Linked DNA regions of Homo sapiens: region 2 is linked to region 1. A link is a loop called in an ENCODE intact Hi-C map of the cell type or tissue named here. Cell type or tissue: ascending aorta. All regions are shown on one strand. Each heading gives the region's core, and the rest is flanking DNA. Links, peaks and the distances in the headings are about the cores only.

Region 1 (5,380 bases), core at 84-5,083:
GTTATAAAAATGAGTCAACTTCCTAGACTCTTTCTTGCTTCCTGTGTCATCACATGATCTCTTTGTATATACCTGCTGGCTTTTCCACTTCTCTACCATTGTTCTGGTGAGCATGTAGCCCTCACCAGAAGCAGGCCAGATGCAGTACTATGCTCTTGAACTTCCCAGCCTACAGACTCATGAGCTAAATAAACCTCTTTTCTTAATAAGTTACCCAGCCTCCAGTATTCTGTTATAGCAACACAAAACAGACTAAGACACTTGCAGTTATAGGACTAGGGTCCCCATTTTCTTACTGGCTGCAGCCAGGCCTTGCTCAGCTCCTTCTGTTAAGCTGCACTCCTTGCCATGTGGACCCCTCCATCTTCAAGCTGCAGGAGAATTTCCCTATGTCAAATCCATCTCATTCTTTGAAGCTCCAACTTCCCCTATCTCTGACCTCTAGATCCAGATTTAAAGGGCTCCTGTGATTAGGTCAAGCCTATCTGGATAATCTCCCTATTCGGGAGCTTAAGTACATCTCCAAAATCCCTTCACAGCAATACCTAGAACAGTCTTTGAATGAATAACTGAGAGAAGGTAGATGTATACCAAAGACAAGGAATTTGGGAACCATATTAGAATTCTTCCCATCACAACTATAAAGGTTTAAAATGATTGTGTGCATGTATATATGTACATATATACACATATATGTACATATACAGTAAATACATATGTATACATACACACTAGGTTTATATCCTGATGTAAGTCTTCTCTGGCTTATTTGATAAGTATTGCACCTCCTATGCTTCATTTCCCATAAAACTAACTGCTGCTTCCTCAGTAATCATTCAGCCCAATTCAGTGCATTCTGATTGAACACCTAATGCATGCCAGGCTCTGTTCCTCCTCTTCAAATGCCCTTCAAGGGTGTAAAATCTAGTAGTAGAAGACAGACAAAACAAGTGCACACCCATTGCTCTAAAATATAGCAGAATAGCCAAAGAAGGGCAGATCCTGCCCTGTTGAGAAAATTTAAAAAGCTTCAGGGAAGAAAGGGCATTTGATTTTAATCTTGAAAAACAGGTGGGATAAGCAGAGATTCACAGGTGGGTGATCAGGAAATCCAGATGGAAGTCGTCAAGTAATTATATGAGCAAGGACATTAAGAGGAGAAAGCATGGGCCATAGCCAGAAAACAGCTGGAACATTGGTTTGAATGGAGAAGAATAAAAGATGTAATTAGAAGGGTATGTTTGTGTCAAATAGAGGACTTGGAAGCCAAACTGAAAAATAATGGAGGACCACAGAAGCAGAGGAAACAAAATCAGTTCTGAGTTTAGAAACAAGTCAGGTGGTGGTGTGTAGGCTGGAATGACGAGGGAAATTCTGAACTCTTGTGATGGGAGATGAGGAAGGAGGATTTGCCCGTCATCCCTGCTACAGGTAGGAAGGCCTATGCTCAGGGAGTGAACACAGAAATGAAAATCAGAGAGGCGTGCCCAAGGTGCTAAATGTGGGCTGAAAGAGAAAAAGGAGTAGTCCCGAATAACTCAGAGGTTTCATGCTTACGACTGGAGAATGTTCCCCGATTACAGCTTATTATCATCTCACATATATCAAATGACCTTGCTTTGTGACTCAAGAAATCACAGACTCATAATACTCTGTGGCTGGAAAGCATCTCAGAGATCCCAGAGAGAGGGCGACTGAGAACTGGCCAAGTTAAATACTATTTCAAAGACACTTGGCTGATTAGTAGCAGAAGACTCAGGCAAGTAAGCCCAGGCCTCTGCATCTTCCATCAAACCGACTGCTGGTTTCCTGATCATCTTTACAAAGCTCTTCTAGGGGCAATATGCAAAAGGTAAATAGCATAATTTGTCACTGGGCAAAGGCCAGAATGGGGCTGAGCCTTGGCACGAGTGAACTGGCACGATTTCAGGACTAATTTAGATCTCGGTTCTCTGCAAATTACTTTCTGAAATGGCAGTCTCCAAACTTTTTTGAAAAAGTAGACTGCCCAAGATGGGTGCACAACACAGGTAAATGTTATACATAAAAAAGTATTGCTAGAATTGCCTTCAGAATTTCCACAGAACAGTGTTTTTCCTATTATCTTCCAGAGATTTCCAGTGGTTTAATTTCAAAGGCTCAAACTCTCCTTCAATATTGGTTCTCAAGCTGAGGGGAAACCAGAGCACTGCCAAAGCCACTTAGATATTTTCAAAGCAAAATCCTCCCTGTTAATTTAATCATAGCAGAATGACTGCAGCCAGCTCTTTGGCGATTTCTTCTACCCAGTTTGAATGTCTTCCAATCATAGCAAACAGCTGCTGAGTAGAGTGGATTCTGGAAGCTATTATTTTTGTGTCTGGAAGCTTTGTCATCTTAATTATTCTGATAAAAGCATCTCTTTTCCTCGTGAGAACGCCATGCCCAATCCTAGAGCTTCAGGGGATGGACTGGCAAAAAAAAATTTATGAATGTTGGAATGTGTGGCCTTTATTAAAGTCCTACAAGTAAAGGGACTTGGCCCATCTGCACACAGAAACAGGACAGCACCCATCTTTGTCAAGAGGGGCCCTCACTGCCTGGTCATCAGCAATCCAAGATGGCTGACAGTCAGGTAACCCGCCTTGCACCCTGCTGAAAAGCCAAGTCCTCTACCCTTGTTGCAGTTGGTTTGAGCAGAGGTAAAAAGATGAAAATAAGATCAGGAGAGAAGCAGACAAATGGAGGAAGCCTAATTCCCCAGGCCCCTCCCAGATATTTCCTGCACAGTATTCTCTACTGACAGGATAAAAAATTCCCCATTAAAAAGTGCTATCCAGTGGAATCCTTAGGGAAGCAAGTTTATGCTGGCACTTCCTCACCATGCCAGTTGATTGTTTTATGCTGCTCTGAGGCGGGGAGAGGAGGTAAAGGGTTAAACTGATACTGTGGGCTAAGGGCAGAACTTGACAGCCTGTTGCTAGGACCCACAAACCACACGGAAAAGGTCCAGATTCCAAGGTCATAAACTCAACAAGATTTCTGGTATTAGCTACAAACTAATGGAATTCCTGGGAATCAAATCCACTGGCTGGCTGCCTGTTGGTTTTAAAGAAATGTACTGTACTGCCAGGGAAATCCCGAGCCTGGAAAACAAAGACCTGTGATTGCTCAAACCCTAAGGCAATTTCCCCGCCTGGATAACTCTTCCAAGGCAAAGGTTTAAGCTATACAGCGCTCAGCAGAAATGTTCCCACTGCATCTCTAAGGAAAGGCTTTGGAGGAAATGGACAAGGGGTCCCATCAGGCAGACCCAAACTGACCACCCAAGTGACCCATTCTGCTGCCAGGGCAGGGGATGCTTGCTTGTCCTGCCCAGCAAGAGGTGATCACTGCTACAGGGCCCCCTGACCACTGTACATTGCTTTATCTTTTCCTCCTTTCTAAATGAGCGTATTTATTGTGCTATTCAGTTTTCCCTCTCATATTATGTATTATGGTTTGAGATTGGTTAAATTTGCCATTTAGTCATAGATTACTTAAATAGAGCACAAGAAACACATCTGGACTTGACCAAGAGGAAGATGCTATCCCCAGGATTCCTGGTCTTGGAGCTGGATGCAGTAACGGACCCAGCTTTCAGTTGTCTTCCACTAGGGTTCCATGTGGGATCATGCATAGGATAGTTCCATTTTGTTAAGGGAAGAAGTTTTTCTTTTCTTTTTTTTTTTTTTTTTTTTTTTTTGTTGTTGTTGTTGTTGAGATGGAGTTTTGCCTTTGTTGCCCAGGCTGGAGTACAATGGCGCGATCTCGGCTCACCGCAACCTTTGCCTCCCGGGTTCAAGTGATTCTCCTGCCTCAGCCTCCCGAGTAGCTGAGATTACAGGCATGTGCCACCATGCCTGGCTAATTTTGTATTTTTAGTAGAGACAGGGTTTCTCCATGTTGGTCAGGCTGGTCTCGAACTCCCAACCTCAGGTGATTCACCTGCCTCGGCCTCCCAAAGTGCTGGGATTACAGTTTTTCTTAATATTATATGTGTATGTGCACAAGCTACACAGCCGAATGGTAGTGGACTGTTGTAGCTCTTGTATTGGCTTTTCGGCATCTTTTCCTGTGCCCCATTTCTTGATAGGGATTTTGTCTCCCTTTCATTGCAAACCTAGTGGACCTATTGTTCACACTGCTCTGCCTCCAACCAGCCATGAGGAGACATAAAACCCAAGGGAGGCCAATCATCCTAGCCCATCTCCTAGTAACAGTGATTCATCCAATGGGCAGTCACTTAACCTAGCAGGAAAGAATCTTTCCCCGAATTGAAAAGCTATGTTTTCCCAGTGAAATCGGTAAGCTGCGGGAGCTTGCCATCACTCCCTCTCACATGTCCTACAGTAGAAGAAAACGAAGCCAAGTGACTCTTAGAAACAGAGAACTGAAACAAGAGAAAAATAGAAAGTCCCACTCACGGTGTTGAGTCCCCAGTCCCAGTTCCTGGAGCCTTCTTGGTGGGGTAGCTCTTTGTATAATTCCATAAGCTCCCATCCACTCACCCTCCTCCCATTTTTTTTCAGCTATGAAGCTCTTTGCTTAAAGTAGTATGAATTGGGTTCTGGTCACCAGTGACAATTATATAAACAGATCTCATCAATATGAACTTGATGCTGCAGAAAAGAAATAAGGACAGCATTCATAGGCAGAAAATAATTTTACCTTTCACCTGAGCCCAAACTGCACAGGAGTGTCTTCTCACCTATAAAGGAAAACATAGCAATGCATTTAGCTAGGTGGCACACAGTGTCAGTTTAAATATAGTTTGGAGGCTGAAGCCCTCTGAGTTTCAGCTTTTTCAATCTCTTAATCTGAACTAGACCTTTAAAGTCCAATCTAGCTCTAATATCTTGTGATATCACTAAGTGTTCAAGGGACCGGCGTGGGTTGCATGGACAGAAGTGACCCTACAGATCACTTCTATAGGTTTCCAACAGGTCTTGGAAAGCATATATGATAGGCCAACAACAGGAGTGACAAAAAGGACCATTCCCCTGACCAGCTCTGAGCAACTGGCATGGACCGCCTAGAGAATTATGCTGAAAAGGATTCTGAGGTCACACGTTCAGAAGGTTCAGCAAGAAGTAGTGATGCATGTTAGAGGCAAAGCTATGAGAAGTCCCAGTATATAATACTTCATCTATCTAGATGTCACTTAGCAACGTCAGTTACCCAAAATGTGTCCATGAACCGGGAAGAAAGCAACAGGAACATATATGAAAGCTCATCCATAGTAGAAGAAATCTATAGATTCAGTGGAATGAATATCTCTTCCCCCCTGTCATTATGATATGCTTATTTACCTGTTACAAATGCTGGGGACTTGCTCTATATAAGACTTGAAAATATTCCC
Region 2 (5,380 bases), core at 260-5,259, 90 kb before region 1:
TAAAAATACAAAAAAAAACAAAAATTAGCCAGGCGTGGTGGCGGGCGCCTGTAGTCCCAGCTACTTGGGAGGCTGAGGCAGGAGAATGGCGTGAACCCGGGAGGCGGAGCTTGCAGTGAGCCGAGATCGTGCCACTGCACTCCAGCCTGGGTGACAGAGCCAGACTCTGTCTCAAAAAAAAAAAAAATAAATAAAAAATAAATAAATAAATACACATGCCTTTTGACCTAACAGTTCTACTTCTAGGAATTCATTCTACAGATGTACATGTAGCAAACTGAACTTTAATCTTTTTCTTTCAGGGAATATCCATTAAAGATGGCTCTAATGAGGAAGTAGCATTCTTTGGAATTCTCTGCAGCCCACGATATGAGATGTCTCCTGCTGTAGTCAATGACTGAGCACGGTGGCTCACGCCTGTAATCCAGCATTTTGGGAGGCCGAGGTGCGTGGATCACTTAAAGCCAGGAGTTCAAGACCAGCCTGGCCAACAGGGTGAAACCCTGTCTCTACTAAAAATATAAAAATTAGCTGGATGTGGTGGCATATGCCTGTAATCCCAGCTACCTGGGAGGCTGAGTCAGGAAAATCACTTGAACCTGGTAGGTAGAGGTTGCAGTGAGCTGAGATTGTGCCACTGCACTCCAGCCTGAGCAACAGAGTGAGACTCAGTCTTAACAAAAAAAAAAAAAAGGAAGGAAGGAAGAAAAAGAAAGAAAGAAAGAGAGAAAGGAAGGAAGGAAGGAAAGAAGAAAAGAAAGGAAGAAAGGAAGAAAAAAGAAAGAAAGAAAGAAAGAAGAAAGAAAGAAAGAAAGAAAGAAAAGAAAGAAAGAAAGAAAGAAAGAAAATGATGTAGGTAGGTGATATCTCCCCAGTCAAACCTTCCCCTGATTTCTCCAATAAAACGACACAAATACCACCTCACTATATCCCTTACAGATTGCAGTTGAAGAACTCAAGCTATTCACCAACTGTTCTGCTTTCTGATGAATGAGTATGAGAGGATTATGACTGTGTAATATGAGATATTGGGCAAGAAGTGATTAAAAAGCAGTATCTCAAGTTACTCTTGCTGCAGAAGCATGTAACACTGTTGCCCAGGAAATACCAGAGCATTGTGCACATGGAGGAGTCATTTTCAGTTCCGATCTCAAGCAGGAAGGAACTCCTCCAGACAGAGGGGCTTTAAACCTCCTTTTCTTGGCCACCACATATATGAATACAGTCACTAGAGGAGAAAAATCCCAGCAGATTACATGCTCACAGCCCTCGGGTTGGAGATTCAGAGCATTCAGCCTCACTCAGCTATTCTCAGACTCAGCATCCAAACACTGCAGCTTCAGCTTGTGCAGAAAGATGATGCTGAGTAATAAGATCCTATAGAAACAGGCAGACATCCCAGTGCAGGGCATCCTGTGTGAGACCAGGAGACATGGGCTGCCCACAAACAATTAGACCCAACCTGCCCCACTGGTTTAGGGTAATCACTGGCATCATCTGAAGAGGAGCAGGAGTTGGAGATCAGAACCCACTGTGGGTTTTTTGTTTTTTTTTTTTGCTTTTTGAGACAGAATGTCACTCTTGTCGCTCAGGCTGGAGTGCAGTGTCACAATCTTGGCTCACTGTAACCTCTGCTTCCTGGGTTCAAGTGATTCTCCCACCTCAGCCTTCTAAGTAACTGGGATTACAGGCTCCTGCCATCATGCCAGGCTAATTTTTGTATTTTTAGTAGAAACGGGGTTTCACCATGTTGGCCAGGCTGGTCTCCAACTCCTTACCTCAGGTGATCCGCCCGCCTCAGCCTCCCAAAGTGCTGGGATTACAGACGTAAGCCACTGCTCCCGGCCTCACTGTGGGTTTTTTTTAACTAGTGTGTAGTACAGCCCTTTTTCAGTCACTTTCAGCATTTCATTATGATGTCTTTACAAAGTTTTGAGGTTGGTGAATTCCAAGACAATGTTAGAATCTTCTAGAAAAATAAAGATAAGTACCGCCTTTTACCAATTTCTTACCATTGTTTGTGCCACACATTACAACAGCTCTTCATTTAAGGTGGGGGAGGATACGATATTGAGTTGAAACATCATGGCAGTTTCTGTTTTATGTTGGACAAGCCTTCTGTGCATTGTCTTGTCTGTAGTGCCAATTTTTATGGTTCGATGGTGTATTTACAGACATGACAATAATGGTGGTGGTGGGATGGAACAGAATAATGTTGGGTTCTGGAGTGCCTGGATAGCAGGGAAATAATTCAGACAGAAAAATAGCAAGGCCAAAAATAAATTGTGCACTTGAGAGGCTGAAAGAGAATGAGATATGAATCCCTGACTGTAATTGTAGTTGTGTTCACTGTGAGGACAGGTGTTTGCCCTCTGATAATAAGTAGACTTTAATCCTAGGTGTGAGTGCTAGCCACTGTCAACAGGGGTGGCTCCAGATAAATCCAAAGTAATTGCCCAAGACACAACATCAGCCCACAACCAAATTCTCACACTGGAGAGTTACATGACTGGTGGATACAGCTCATTAGGTAATAGTCAAGGCACTGGTTCTTCCCAGTCAACAAACATCCTCTAAATGCTTCAGGAGCCAGCAAGGCAAGCTGTTCCAGCCATGGAGAGGTGTGGCTCTGGTGTGCGGTGACACACTGTGAACACCCAAGCTATGCAGTGCTGATTAGTTGGGTAATGGATGAATGAGTCAAAGATCACGCTTCCCAGTTTGTCAGCTGCTTGGTAGCTCCCAGGGACTGGCTCCAGTCTGTCACTGGCTCCATGCAAGCAAGCAATCCTGGGGCTGATTGTGAGCCACAGAGTCACTGTCAAGACCGGAGTTTCAGTGTAGTAGGTGGAGAGGAAGGATAAAGAACCATCTGACTCGCAACCTTCAGTCTAGAGAGGAGGATTCGGTCAGAGGCTACGTTTTCCTGAGCATCTTCCTTTTCTTCAGGGCATTGTGAATATGTGATGACAGCCCAAGGCAAGAAGCAAAGCAAGAGTCTGATCCCATGCACTAGGTATCCCAAGGCTAGAGGGGGAGGTCTTCAGCCTGAGTCATCAGCTCAGGCAATGTATGAAGTCTTGCCTATAAGACATGACCACCACTGTTGAGACTTGTCACATTGCCAATCAAAAGTTCTGGGATGGGGGGTTGGCAGGTGGCGAGCTTTCCTTCCAATCCCCAGTGTTCCAGGAAGAACAAAGGAATCATATACTCTCAGCTTTAAATCCTGGCTAAATTTCTCAATAATTGAATGACTACAGACAAAGAATTAATATGTGAGTCTCAATTTCTTATCTGTAAATATAATATCCACATTGTAGGGCTGTTCTGAATATTACATTAAATTAGATACATAAAGCTCCCAACACAGTAGCTAGTACAAGTAGAAGCTCCATAAATGACAATTTCTATCTCTGGGACTAGTGAATCTCAGAGTTAGAAAAATGTAAAAAGTCATCCAAGAAAACCTTCCTTCAATTAGCCGGGCATGGTGGCACGTGTCTGTAGTCCCAGCTACTCAGGAGGCTGAGGCAAGAGAATGGCTTGAACCTGGGAGACAGAGGTTGCAGTGAGCCAAGATTGCGTCACTGCACTCCAGCCTGTGCGACAGAGTGAGACTCTGTCTCAAAAAAAACAAACAAACAAGCAAACAAAAAAAACAAACAAAAAAAAAAAAATACAAACCCCAAACCAAACCAAACAAAAAACCCTCCTTCAGAATTTCTGTTGTCAGAATTTCCTATGCCACCTCTAAGACATGGGCCATTCAGCCTCTGTTTTGAATCCATCGAAGGCAAGAGGGATCTTCTTCAGCAGTTCTGAGGGTCTTGCCGAAATTGAGCTGAAACATAATTCTCAGGGGCTTCTACTATTTGAAATAGTGATACCTTGCCATATGCAGGACAAGTGCTTTCAGTTGTACAGACTGCACATTGCTCAGCTGTGGGCGTCTGCTGCTTTTCACGTAGACTACTGTGTAAACAGTGTCCCTGGAGTTGGGCAGTGTGATGGCCCTATCAATGTGATAATCATTCAAATATTTGGGGTCAACCTCACACTCATTTGAGTCTTCTCCAATGAAAACACTCATAATTCCTCTGTCAAGCCTCATCTGGCAAGTTTTGGTTTTCCATCACTCTAGTGACTCTTCTTTGAATGCTCAACTGTGTGACACCTGGATCTGGGCACAATGCATTAATCATCTTCTGGCCAGTTTGGAATAGTGAGATTCACTTTTCACACCTCATGCTGCTATGTTCTCCTACCTCCACCCCACCCTGCATTTTATAATTTGCTTTGTTACTTTAGTTCTCATTTAATCCAAGAACAGGACTTTACATTGGCAAAGATTACTCAAGACTCACAGGACCAAGGGCAGAGTTTTTTTTTTTTTTTTCCAGTCTTAGAAAATTCCCTCCAACTTGACATTGATTCTTTTTTCTTTATTTCTTTTCTTTTCTTTTTGTTTGTTTGTTTTTAAAATTTTCATTGCGCTAGCATGCAGCTAAGATGTCTCTATCTTGACCCCAATTTTATTACGGGAGACTCTGTTTAGTTTTTTGGTCAAGTTATTTATTTCTTCAGCCAACATTCATTGAGCACCTGCTGTGTCTTGGCACTGTACCAGATACTTGCCGTAGATGCCGTGTTGTGGCGGTAAGTGTTTTAACAGCTGACTACCCAGAAGAAAAAAAAACCCTAGTTTGTTTGTAATGTTTGCTGATTTCCATGGCATAACTACTTCCTACCATGGCAGATTTCAAACTACCAAGGTGATGTCATTGAACACAGAGTTGGAAAGAGATGTATATGCATAAACAGCTCTTGTGAGCCAGCATGAGGCGACCCCAGCACACCACTGATAATTTACAGATGAGCCACATAATTCTGCCTTAGGAAAGCTCCATGAGGTTCTTATAATCTGGTGATGCACAGAGTCCATCTCTCCTCTAAATCTACCATGGAGAAACCATGTCAAAGGAGGAAATAACATTTGTCTGACATGATTTGTTCTCAGAGCACCTGTACTGTTTCATAATTGCAAAGGATTCTTTTACGTGCTTGGGAACCATTCCTTTCATATTTCATTTGAAATTATTTTCAGGCCGGGCACGGTGGCTCATGCCTGTCATACCATCACTTTGGGAGGCTGAGGTGGCTGGATCACCTGATGTCAGGAGTTCGAGGCCAGCCTGGCCAACATGGCAAAACCCCTTCTGTACTAAATATACAAAAATTAGCCAGGCGTGGTGGTGGACGCCTGTAATCCCAGCTACTTGGGTGGCTGAGGCAGGAGAATCGCTTGAACCTGGGAGACAGAGGTTGCAGTGAGCCAAGATCATGCCACTGCACCCCAGCCTGGGAGACTGGAAGCAAT

The links. Hi-C counts contacts between places; a loop is a spot of excess contacts. Peaks named below come from ENCODE experiments on the same cell type or tissue, not always from the same donor. Only the 100,000 strongest peaks of a DNase experiment are listed, where the experiment ranks them.
Region 2: a loop joins it to region 1, with 1.9 times the contacts of the local background. A loop is called at or near these places in 9 of 110 quality-filtered maps.

What each region holds. Positions count from the first base shown.
Region 1 is chr9:112,047,710-112,053,089 of GRCh38, forward strand. SUSD1 (sushi domain containing 1) reads right to left here. Exons shown (of 17, transcript NM_022486.5): 15 at 4,690-4,729. Among named protein-coding and RNA genes, the nearest start is that of LINC02977, 10 kb to the left of the region's middle. In ascending aorta, for the core only: no CTCF peak of the experiment used is centred there; a DNase peak (open chromatin) is centred at 3,082; H3K27ac peaks cover 404 bases.
Region 2 is chr9:111,957,137-111,962,516 of GRCh38, forward strand. No RefSeq gene overlaps it. Among named protein-coding and RNA genes, the nearest start is that of MIR4668, 28 kb to the left of the region's middle. In ascending aorta, for the core only: no CTCF peak of the experiment used is centred there; DNase peaks (open chromatin) are centred at 1,215 and 2,685; H3K4me3 peaks cover 514 bases.